Linked DNA regions of Homo sapiens: region 2 is linked to region 1. Evidence: chromatin loops called from intact Hi-C (ENCODE). Cell type or tissue: Calu3. All regions are shown on one strand. Links, peaks and the distances in the headings refer to the core of each region. The heading gives the core; the rest is flanking DNA.

What was found. Hi-C counts contacts between places; a loop is a spot of excess contacts. Peaks named below come from ENCODE experiments on the same cell type or tissue, not always from the same donor. Only the 100,000 strongest peaks of a DNase experiment are listed, where the experiment ranks them.
Region 2: a loop joins it to region 1, with 6 times the contacts of the local background. A loop is called at or near these places in 20 of 110 quality-filtered maps.

Annotation. Positions count from the first base shown.
Region 1 is chr11:123,020,614-123,025,990 of GRCh38, reverse strand. No RefSeq gene overlaps it. Among named protein-coding and RNA genes, the nearest start is that of SNORD14E, 35 kb to the left of the region's middle. In Calu3, for the core only: a CTCF peak has its summit at 2,657 (motif pointing right); DNase peaks (open chromatin) are centred at 2,670 and 4,830.
Region 2 is chr11:122,626,712-122,632,088 of GRCh38, reverse strand. No RefSeq gene overlaps it. Among named protein-coding and RNA genes, the nearest start is that of UBASH3B, 26 kb to the left of the region's middle. RefSeq lists a silencer at 2,814-3,108. In Calu3, for the core only: a CTCF peak has its summit at 2,940; a DNase peak (open chromatin) is centred at 2,958.

The DNA of each region.
Region 1 (5,377 bases), core at 244-5,243:
GGGTATGTCTGCATTCCTTGCAGACATTAAATTCAGGTTATGCATTTTTGGTAAGGATACCACATAAGGGATGCCATGTCCTTCTCAGTGCATCATATCAGGAAGCACACAATAAGCTTTAATCTTGGTTAAGGCTATATATGCCACATTTCTACATTGTGAAGTTATGACATTTCTCACTGTAATTAATAGGCATCTCATGGAAAAATACTTAGAGACTAAATAAATATCATGTTTCTGGTAATAATTTCATCCATGAATTTTAGCATCCACTGATACGTTCTTGAAAAACAATTTTTACTGTGATCTTTGCCATTGGTGACTTGCTATTTGCATCACTCCTTCTGCATTTATTAATTGGAGTATTACAGTAAGAAAGAACTTTCCTTTCTTCCTCATTTATTTGTTTATTCAATTTTTTATTTAAATAAGTATGGGCTCATGAATATTGCTTTTAATCTGTGAGTGAACATTATTATCTTTTAAACATTTTTGTTGTTCAGATTGTCCCAGATCTAGGAGTCTTACCAAGTTGGCTTGTGTCATTTCAACATGTGTCCATCATTTTTTGAGCACTTCCTTAGTTACTAGCTCCACAAGATGTCCTAAGTTCATTCTGTTCTTCCCTGCCCCAGCCGTATAATCAGCTATCTGTTTAAGTAGACCGGGTTCCTTTTTACTGGAGAATAATATTTAGAAAGAAAGATCTGCAGTGAAATCCCGTCTCTACTAAACACACACACACACACACACACACACACACACACACACACACACACACATTAGCCGGGCGTGGTGGTGGGTGCCTGTAGTCCCAGCTACTGGAGAGGCTGAGGCAGGAGAATGTCGTGAACCCGGGAGGCGGAGCTTGCAGTGAGCCGAGATCACGCCACTGCACTCCAGCCTGGGCGACAGAGCAAGACTCAGGCTCAAAAAAAAAAAAAAAAAAAAGATCTGGGCACTAGATGCTTACTGCTACTGGGGTGTCATTGTTTCCTCCCTCAGTGATCAGGGCTAGGAAATATACGTATGTGTACACTTAAACATGTCTTTACTTATTTCCCTGTCTCTCTATTAAAAACTATGACTTTGCCGGGTGCAGTGGCTCACGCCTTTAATCCCAGCACTTTGGGAGTCCGCGGTGGGCGGATCACGATGACAGCAGTTTGAGATCAGCCTGGCCAGCATAGTGAAACCCTGTCTCTACTAAAAATACAAAAATTAGCCGGGCGTGTTGGCGCACTCCTGTAGTCCCAGCTACTTGGGAGGCTGAGGCAGGAGAATTGCTTGAACTCGGGAGATGGAGGTTGTGGTGAGCTGAGATCTCACCACTACACTCTAGCCTGGGCAAAAGAGAGACTCTGTCTGAAAAAAGAAAAAACAAAAAACAAAAAACAAAAAAAACCTATTATTTTATATTGATACCTCCAGTTCCATTCCAGCTCTCAGGGTTCATTCTATTATTTCCCTTTCTTGTTTTTAATTCCTTTCTCTGACAGTAAAAAATTCGGTGGTTATTATTCACAATGTATTTACTTATTTGTTCAACACTAGATTACACATAAAACAGTTTTAGAATTTCCAACCTACAGCCTTGTGAAAAACAAATTTATTAAATACAGTAAAATTTGTGTGCTCTTTGCGTTTAGAGTACATAGTTAAATAACAGTCCAAAGTTACTTAATTCTTTTTTCTCACCTCTTTTATTGTGGTTATGTTATAAACCTGTAATAAATTGAATGCATTTTTTTTTCTTTTGAGACGGAGTTTCGCTCTTGTTGCCCAGGCTGGAGTGCAATGGCGCGATTTCGGCTCACCGCAACCTCCGCCTCATGGGTTCAAGCGATTCTCCTGCCTCAGCCTCCCGAGTAGCTGGGATTACAAGCATGTACCACCACGCCTAGCTAATTTTGTATTTTCAGTAGAGATGGTGTTTCTCCATGTTCAATGAATATTTTAAAACATAAATAGTATTTGTAAAAATATATTGAAAAACACCATATATATGGAACTGTCTTGCAGACAACTTGAAGGCTTGGAGAAATATCTCCAGGCTAAGTACTCCCAAGCCTGTAGGAGGGTTAGAACCCTCATCTCTTCCTACCTTACTCCTTTCACCGGATGTCCTTATCTGTTTCTGTATCACCTGTTTCCTTAGTCCTGTGGGAAGACATTCTCACAAGTGCTTTAAAAGTCCTGAACTTCACTCTAACCCACCTCCACTGAAGTTTCCATTGGTTTGGCCGCAGGTCAAATAAAGCCTTTTTGTTCCTTTTTTTTTGAGACGGTGTCTCGCTCTGTCGCCCAGGCTGGAGGGCAGTGGCGCGATCTCGGCTCACTGCAACCTCCGCCTCCCAGGTTCAAGCAATTCTCCTGCCTCAGCCTCCCGAGTAGCTGGGACTACAGGCGCACGCCGCCACGCCCAGCTAATTTTTTGTATTTTGTTAGAGACGGGGTTTCACCGTGTTGTCCAGGCTGTTCCCGAACTCCTGAGCTCAGGCAATCCGCCCACCTCGGCCTCCCAAAGTGTTAGGATTACAGGCGTGAGCCACCGCGCCCGGCCTTTTTTGTTACTTTTAATACCACTTTTGTCGCTGGGGAGTTTTCTACGCTATCAGCCCTACCTGGATCAAAGATCTCACTGCAATCCCTTTTCCTTTTCGCTTGTGCTGAAGATGGCCACCAGGTGGCACTTTAGAGTCTCCTTCGGCCCCATTTTGAAAGTCAGCTGCTTGGATTCGGTTGACTTTAGAAAGCAACGTATTCATGAGATGGGAAGAGATATTCTAGTTGCTTTTTAATTTTAGTTAAGAAATTTCCTGCCATTTAGGTCCAAGCAAAATGAAAAAAAGGAAGCACATTTCAGCCTCTGTCCTCTTCTTTGCCTAGGAATCTTGAACTCCTTCCATCTTCCTTTATAAAACTTCTCTCAAGGAAAAACAAACATACATATTTGTTGATAGCCAAAGCGGGTTTATCTAAGAGTGACTGAGCTCCTTGGTCTATCAGCCTCTGCAAAAGAAGCTCAGACAGGACATCAAGAGGCTGGAATCCAGGTAGAAACTCCACCACTGACTCTCAGTACTTCCTTGAGTCATTTAGCTTTTTTGGAGCTTCAGTTTTCTTATGTGTAAAACAAACGGATTGAACTCCATGCTCTCAAACACAAATCCCTCAGATGCCAGGTGGATACCATAAATCTATGAAGAGGCTGAAGAGGGGTTTAGGACAACAGGATCTTGTATCGACTAAACTAGAATTACAAAATGCATGCTCTATGAAATGCATTCAAATTTAAATTTTTAAAAAAAGATTGAAAAGACCAAACAAAATACCTCTGGGCATTGAAAGTGTTCAGAAAGCTCCTAGTGTGCAGTTTGTAGACTGGAGAATCTTTATCACTGAGGTTTCTTTTCTTTTCTTTCTTCTTCCTTCTGTCTCACTCTGCACCCAGGCTGGAGTGCAGTGGTGCAATCTTGGCTCATTGCAGCCTTGATCTTCCAGGCTCAAGGGCTCCTCCTGCCTCAGTCTACCAAGTAGCTGGAACTACAGGCACGAGCCACCATGCCTGGCTAATTTTTGTGTTTGTTTTTTTTTGTTGTTGTTGTGTTGGATTTTCACAGTGTTGTCCAGGCTGGTCTCAAACTCCTGAGCTCAAGCAATCCATACGCCTCAGCCTCCCAAAGTGCTAGGATTACAGTTGTGAGCCACCGTGCACAGCCTCACTCATGCTCTTCTATCTGTTTGAAATATTAGCCACTACCCCTGTTCTCCATCACCTCTGCATAACTAAATCCTAATTTTTTTCTTACAAAACCCACTCAAATGCCACTTACTCAAGGATGTTTCCCTTGATTTGAGTCTTTCTAAATTAAAAGATTTTTTTCTTTCTTCTGAATTCCCCTCCTTTTGGCCCTTATTGCTTTTTTAACTGTATTATTTATGTGCTGGTCATCAGTCTTTCACTACATATTTACTTTTAAGATCCTTGAGAGCAGAGTCCATGTCTAATTAATTTTATGTCTCCAACATCTGGAAAATCAGCCAACAAATATTTATTGAGTACCTAGTTGATTCATGTTTACGTGATTTTAGGCACTCAGCACAAAATTGTGGAGACTTAATAAGTGTTTGCTGAATTAATGGTATTAAATGGCCAGCCAGGATAGCAAAAATGAGAAAAGAAGATACTACCAAATGTTAGTGAACATGTGGAAGAATTGGAAATCTTATACTCTGCTGGCCCCTATAATCTTTGCACTCCAGTGTGTTCCAATCACTTTTTCACTTTTTTTTTTTTTTTTTTTTTTGCAGACAGATTCTCTCTCTGTCACCCAGGCTGGAGTGCTGTGGCACAATCTCGGCTCACTGCAACCTCAGCCTCCCAGGTTCAATTGATTCTCCTGCCTCCGCCTCCCAAATAGCTGGGACTACAGGTGTATCCCACCATGCCCAGCTATTTTTTTTTTTTTTAATTTTTAGTGGAGATGGGGTTTTGCCATATTGGCCAGGCTCGTCTTGAACTCCTGACGTCAAGTGATCTGCCCACCTCGGCCTCCCAAAGTGCTGGGATTACAGGTGTGAGCCACCATGCCCGGCCTCCCATCACTATCTTATGTTGCATGGCAAGAGGGATTTTGCAGATGTAATTAAGTTTACTAATCAGTTGATGTTACAATGGGAAGATTGAGCGGGCCCAATCTAATCCTATGAGCCGTTTAAAAGCTGAGAGTTTTCTTCAGCTGGGGGCAGAAGAGGAAGTCAGAGAGATTCAAAGCTCAAGAAGGACCTGATGCATTGCTGCTGATTTAACAATAGAGGGAGCCCCTGGGCCTGAGTGTGGCCTCTGGAAGCTAAGAGCAGCCCTCAGCTAACAGCCTGCCAGAAAATGGAGACCTCAATCCTATATAACTGCAAGGAACAATTCTGGCAACAACCTCAATGGGTTTGGAAGCAGAATGTTCCCTAGAGCCTCCCAGTGAGAACCAAGACCAGCTGACACCTTGATTTTGGCCTTGGAAGCAGAGAGACCAGTTGAGCCTGCCTGGACTTTTGACCTACAGAACTGTGAGATAATAAATGGGTACTGTTTTAACCTACTAAGTTTGTGGTAATTTTCTATGCAACAATTTCAAAACAAATACAGACACTCAAGCAGCTCTGTGGAGGGATGCACAGGGAGAGGAACTGAGGCTCCCGCTGAAAGCCAGCACCAACTTGCTGGCTATGTGAGTGAGCCACCTTGAAAACATGGATCTCTGTCCCCAGTCAAGCCTTCACATGACTGCAGCCCTGCTGACATGTTGACCACCACTTCATGAGAAGGTCTGAGCCAGAAACACCCAACCAAGCTGCTTTGGAATTCCTGACTCACATA
Region 2 (5,377 bases), core at 278-5,277, 390 kb after region 1:
AACAAGCCTAGGCTTGACCACAAAGTCAGCTTTGGTAAATATTTATTGTATTAAGTTGAATTGTGTATCTTGTTTGCCTGAGGATACTGGAAATATTTCAAAGAAAGAAATTTGGTTCTCTACTTCTTTGTACCCCCTTTTTCCTCTTTTTAACCCACCATGATGCTCTCGAGAGGATCAGTACATCTTTGATAATATTCACAGTAAGTAATAGAACAAAGCCGACTAGAATTTTAATTTGCAAGCATCCAGCCCAGGACTGAACTTGCTGACAACAACCCTGCCAAAGGTCATTCCCCATTTGCCAGAGCAACTGTAGTTCTGGGGAATGCAACACTTATCAAGGCAGCTATTTCAGACAGAAATCTTATTTTTTTTTTTTTTTTTGTGACTAGAGACAGGGTTTCAGTATGTTGCCCAGGCTGGTCTCAAACTCCTGGCCTCAAGTGATCCTCCTGCCTTGGCCTCCCAAAGTGCTGGGATTACAGGCACGAGCCACTGTGCCTGGCCCAGAAATCTTTGTATGGGGTTACAGTTTTTGTCCCTTTAGATCTAAAACCTATGCATTGGAGGAATTGAAAACTCTTTTAAACCTGCTTTCTACACGACAGCCCAGCACATATTCAAGCTCTTTGTAGATTCAAGATAGCTCTTGAACCAGACATGGTGACATGTGCCTATGTTCCCAGCTACTTGGGAGGCTGAGCCAAGGGGATTGCTTGAGCACAGGAGTTTGAGGCTGGAGTGAGCTATGATCATGCTTGTGAATAGCCACTGCACTATAGGCTGGGTAACACTGCGAGACTCCATATCAAAAAAAAAAAAAAAAAAAAGAAGGAAAACTTTTGAATCTGAATCTGATTTTTCTATGATAAAAACTTCAGTTCACTCATGATATAATTTTTTTTTTTTTTTTTGAGACAGAGTTTCTCTCTTTTTGCCCAGGCTGGAGTGCAACGGTGCGGTCTTGGCTCACTGCAACCTCTGCCTCCCAGGTTCAAACAATTCTCCTGCCTCAGCCTCTCAAGTAGCTGGGATTACAGGCATGTGCTGCCACTCCTGGCTAATTTTTTGTATTTAGTAGAGACGGGGTTTCGCCATGTTGGTCAGGCTGGTCTCGAACTCCTGACCGCAGGTGATCTACCCGCCTTGGCCTCCCAAAATGCTGGGATTACAGGCATGAGCCACCATGCCCGGCCTTGGAGGCTACTCTTAGGGACAACATAGAATCCACATCTACCTCCCACTGCCACTAATCCCAATGACATGGGTAGAGGCTGGTGCTCTTTGCCATAAAACTGCAGACAGGCCTGGCGGAGGACTTGTAGAACTTGAAGTGGGAGATCCAGCAGGACTTGGAGGAACTACAAACATGATCCTGTCCTGAGACAGTCCCGTGCTGAAGAGATGACCCTCCCATCCCCATGAGCAATGACCTGCCAAGTGGGGCGTCACCCGAAGTCTCACCCAGCCCTCCTAGGTAATTCCTGCTGTGCCCCTTTCAGCTTCCACATTGCCTGCACATTTCCTTAGAGGCCGACCGTAATCCAGGACCATATAGAGAGGAGATTCCTGGAAACGTAGTTCCAGCTGAGCTGAGCTGACACAGTACAAATCACCACAATACCTTAAGGACTGCCTACAGACAGTGATTTTAACATCTCAAGTTTCAGGTGCTTCTGATGCCTTCAATACAAAAATTGTTTCAAAAAGCCTGGAGTAGACACAATGACCTTCTGCTGGGGGGCAGTTGAGTATTGGGAAATCTAAATGATACATCACATTGTCAATTGTCTGACTAGTTCATGAAAAAACAAACCAACCTTCTTTCTAAGTTTATACCACACGAAAGAATAAAAGGTGAAAGATTCAGCATCATGCAGCAAAGTCCAAATCCCTGGCTGACTGGCATTACCTTCCCACCTTTCTGCCTGCTCCTGGGTCCACATGGGTGGAAACCATCATCTCAGTGGGGGACTGAGGATTGAGGTCACTGCTCTTCATCATAGTGCAGGTGAAGGTGTTCAGGTAGTGTCGACGGAGTGGTGTGTGTGTGTGTGTGTGTGTGTGTGTGTGTGTGTGTGTGTTTTGGGAGTGGGGATGTGTGAGAACAGTATTTACAGAAAACATTCTTTCCCTGGGGGCTGGCTCACACCAGGAAGGGAGACTTTCCCACTGCCAGTCTCCTTGGGAGACTATGTGTCAGCAACACCAACTGGGTGACCAAATAGTGGTGATTCCCACAGTTCTTGGCTATGACCCTGTTATTATCTCTGCCTGCCCTGTCTCAAAAAGAAAAAAAAAAAAGGGCCAGGCGTGGTGGCTCACACCTGTAATCCCAGCACTTTGGCAGGCCAAGGCGGGTGGATCGCCTGAAGCCAGGAGTTCGAGACCAGCCTGGCCAACATGGTGAAACCCTGTCTCTACTAAAAACACAAAAATTAGCCAGTCGTGGTGGCGCGCACCTGTAATCCCAGCTACTCGGAAGGATGAGGCAGGAGAATTGCTTGAACTCAGGAGGCAGAGGTTGCAGTGAGCCCAGATTGTGCCGCTGAACTCCAGCCTGGGCAATAGAGTGAGACTCGGTCTCAAAACCAGAACAGAAACAAAAACAAAAAACAAAGAAAGAAAGAAAGAACTGGTTATATGTATTGTTCTTTGCCAGTTTGCAAAGAAGTGCTTGTTTAATAACTTTTTGTACATATTTGACTCGGGGCTTATTTTCATTTCAATCTGGTCACAAGGTTGCAAGAGAGCAGTTAATTTTCACCTGTTGAAAAAGACCCAGGAGTTGTGTGTTGCTGAGATGGCTCAGTCAATTTACAAGTAATTTCTCCTTTTCACAACGCCAGTCGCCATCTCCAGCTTCCTTCTTGCCCATCCACTAACAATGGTATTTTGTCTCTCAAACCAGATTTCACCCTTGCACAGAAACGACCCCTTGTGGCTTTCCCTGGGGCCTGCATCCCTAGGGCTGGCTCTGATGAGAGTAGCCAGCCTTGGGTTCGCCCTCCTGGAGGAGGAGGAACCTCCTCCTGCCTCCCTCTTACTGCACAGGATGCCACCAGTCTGTTGGAAGCAGAAATGAAAAAGAACAGTCTGTTTGCCAAAGGAATGTGTCTATGCAAAAACATATAGCTCAACACAACTGCTGCACCGAGAGGAAAATCGTAGCATCTGCCAACCCACAAAGCCTCCTCACAGCTTTTCCCTGCATCCCTCCCCTTCCAACAGCAGCCACTGTGCTTATTCCAATCACAGTGCAACAACTATTTTGGAAAAGAAGAGCCCGGGCCTGCAGCAGCCATCTGATGATCTAAGAGCTGATTTGTACTTGAGCAGATGAAAAATACTGCCACTGTTGACCTCGGGGAGTTGAATGCCATGGGGTGAAATTTTAATGATGCTTACATTTTTAAATAGTTTTTCATGACTTTTAACTGAGGAAGTCTGCTGTAAGGATGAAACCAGATAAACTAATGTTCAATGATAGTGGAAGCTATTTAGTTGAAACTGATAGCAAATATTTATTGCCTATATATTATATTCAAAGGACTGTGCTAAGTGATGCAGAAAAGTCAGAAGTGTTTTATTGGGCCCTGATTTTTCTTTTTGGCCCTTTGTTGTGTTTATTTTTTATTATTTTTGAATTTTTTGAGACAGTCTAGCTCTGTCGCCCAGGCTGGAGTGCAGTGGCGTGATCTCAGCTCAGCACAACATCTGCCTCCTGGGTTCAAGTGATTCTTCTGTCTCAGCCTCCCTAGTAGTTGGGATTACAGGTGCTTGCCGGCACCACCCAGCTAATTTATGTATTTTTAGTAGAGATGGGTTCATCATGTTGGCCAGGCTGGTCTCAAACTCCTGACCTCAAATGATCCACCTGCCTCAGCCTCCCAAAGTGCTAGGATTCCAGGGGTGAGCTACCCCACCCAGCCCGTTATTGAGTTTAGAAAACAAATATTGCTATTTTCTTTGGGTCCATTATGAATTCTGGTGCTGTGATCTGTCATTGTGCCCAGGATTAGAACCAGCTGATGGGTGTGCAACTTTAAAGGCACCGTTCTAAGATCCATTAGGGAAAGCCCAGTCCATTACAGAGAAGGGAGTCTCACTCCTTGGCTCTTTCCTTAGTCCTGCAATCTCTGTGTCACTCTGGACTTCTGCCAGATGGGTAGGGAGTCTGTCTGCATCGCATATTCCGCAGAGAGGATGAGCTTGGGTGTTATGACTGGTTGTGAATGTTGGGAGCCAATTTATTTCCAATCTTCCCAACAGGTAGAATTGTTACAGCTGATTCCTTTACTGGTTGACCTGTTAAATAATAACACATCTCTGAGACAAACATTAGGTATTTCCTAGAGACTATACGATCCAAATCCATACCTGGGAAAGGATATTCTCCCCATTAGCAAGGCTCTGTGACTATTTTTTGTTTTTTTGTTTTTTGTTTTTTTTTTGAGACGGAGTCTTGCTCTGTTGCCAGGCTGGAGTGCAGAGGTGCTATCTCGGCTCACTGCAACCTCTGCCTCCCGGGTTCAAGCGATTCCCCTGCCTCAGCTTCCCGAGTAGCTGGGACTACAGGCCAGCTGTGCCTGTAGTGCATCACACCTGGCTAATGTGCCATCACACCTGGCTAATTTTTTGTATTTTAGTAGAGACGGGGTTTCACCATGTTGGCCAGGATAGTCTCGATCTCCTGACCTTGTGATCTGCCCGCCTCAGTCTCCCAAAGTGCTGGGATTACAGGCGGGAGCCACCGTGCCCGGCCTGTGACTGTTTTTAAACAGGTGTCCTTGTTATAATACTAAAAAGCCTTTGGGACTTTTATTTTCTGTTTCGGTGGAAGGGCCTGGCAACATCACAAAAGGATGACACTAGGCTGGGCCTGGTGGCGCGTGCCTGGAATCCCAGCACTTTGGGAGGCCAAGGCAGGTGGATCACCTGAGGTCATGAGTTCGAGTCCAGCCTGGCCAACATGGTGAAACCCCGTCTCTACTAAAAATACAAAAATTAGCTGGCTGCAGTGGTGCATGCCTGTAATCCCAGCTACTTGGGAGGCTGAGGCAAGAGGATTGTTTGAACCTGGGAGGTGGAGGTTGCAGTGAGCTGAGATCATGACACTGCACTCCAGCCTGGGTGACAGAGTGAGACTCCATCTCAAAACAAACAAACAAACAAACAAAACTGACACTAGCTTTGAATGGTTCTCTATTCTTACTTCTCAGGGAATGAACCTTAATAAGTCAATTGGCTTCAGAGTCTCACCTTGGTGGAGGTACGGGACTATGAGGGGATGTTGCCAATTCCTCTTTCCCCTCTGTTCCAGAAAGTCACAGAAATGGGGCAGTGGAACAGGTTCTCCTCAAATAGGTTCTTA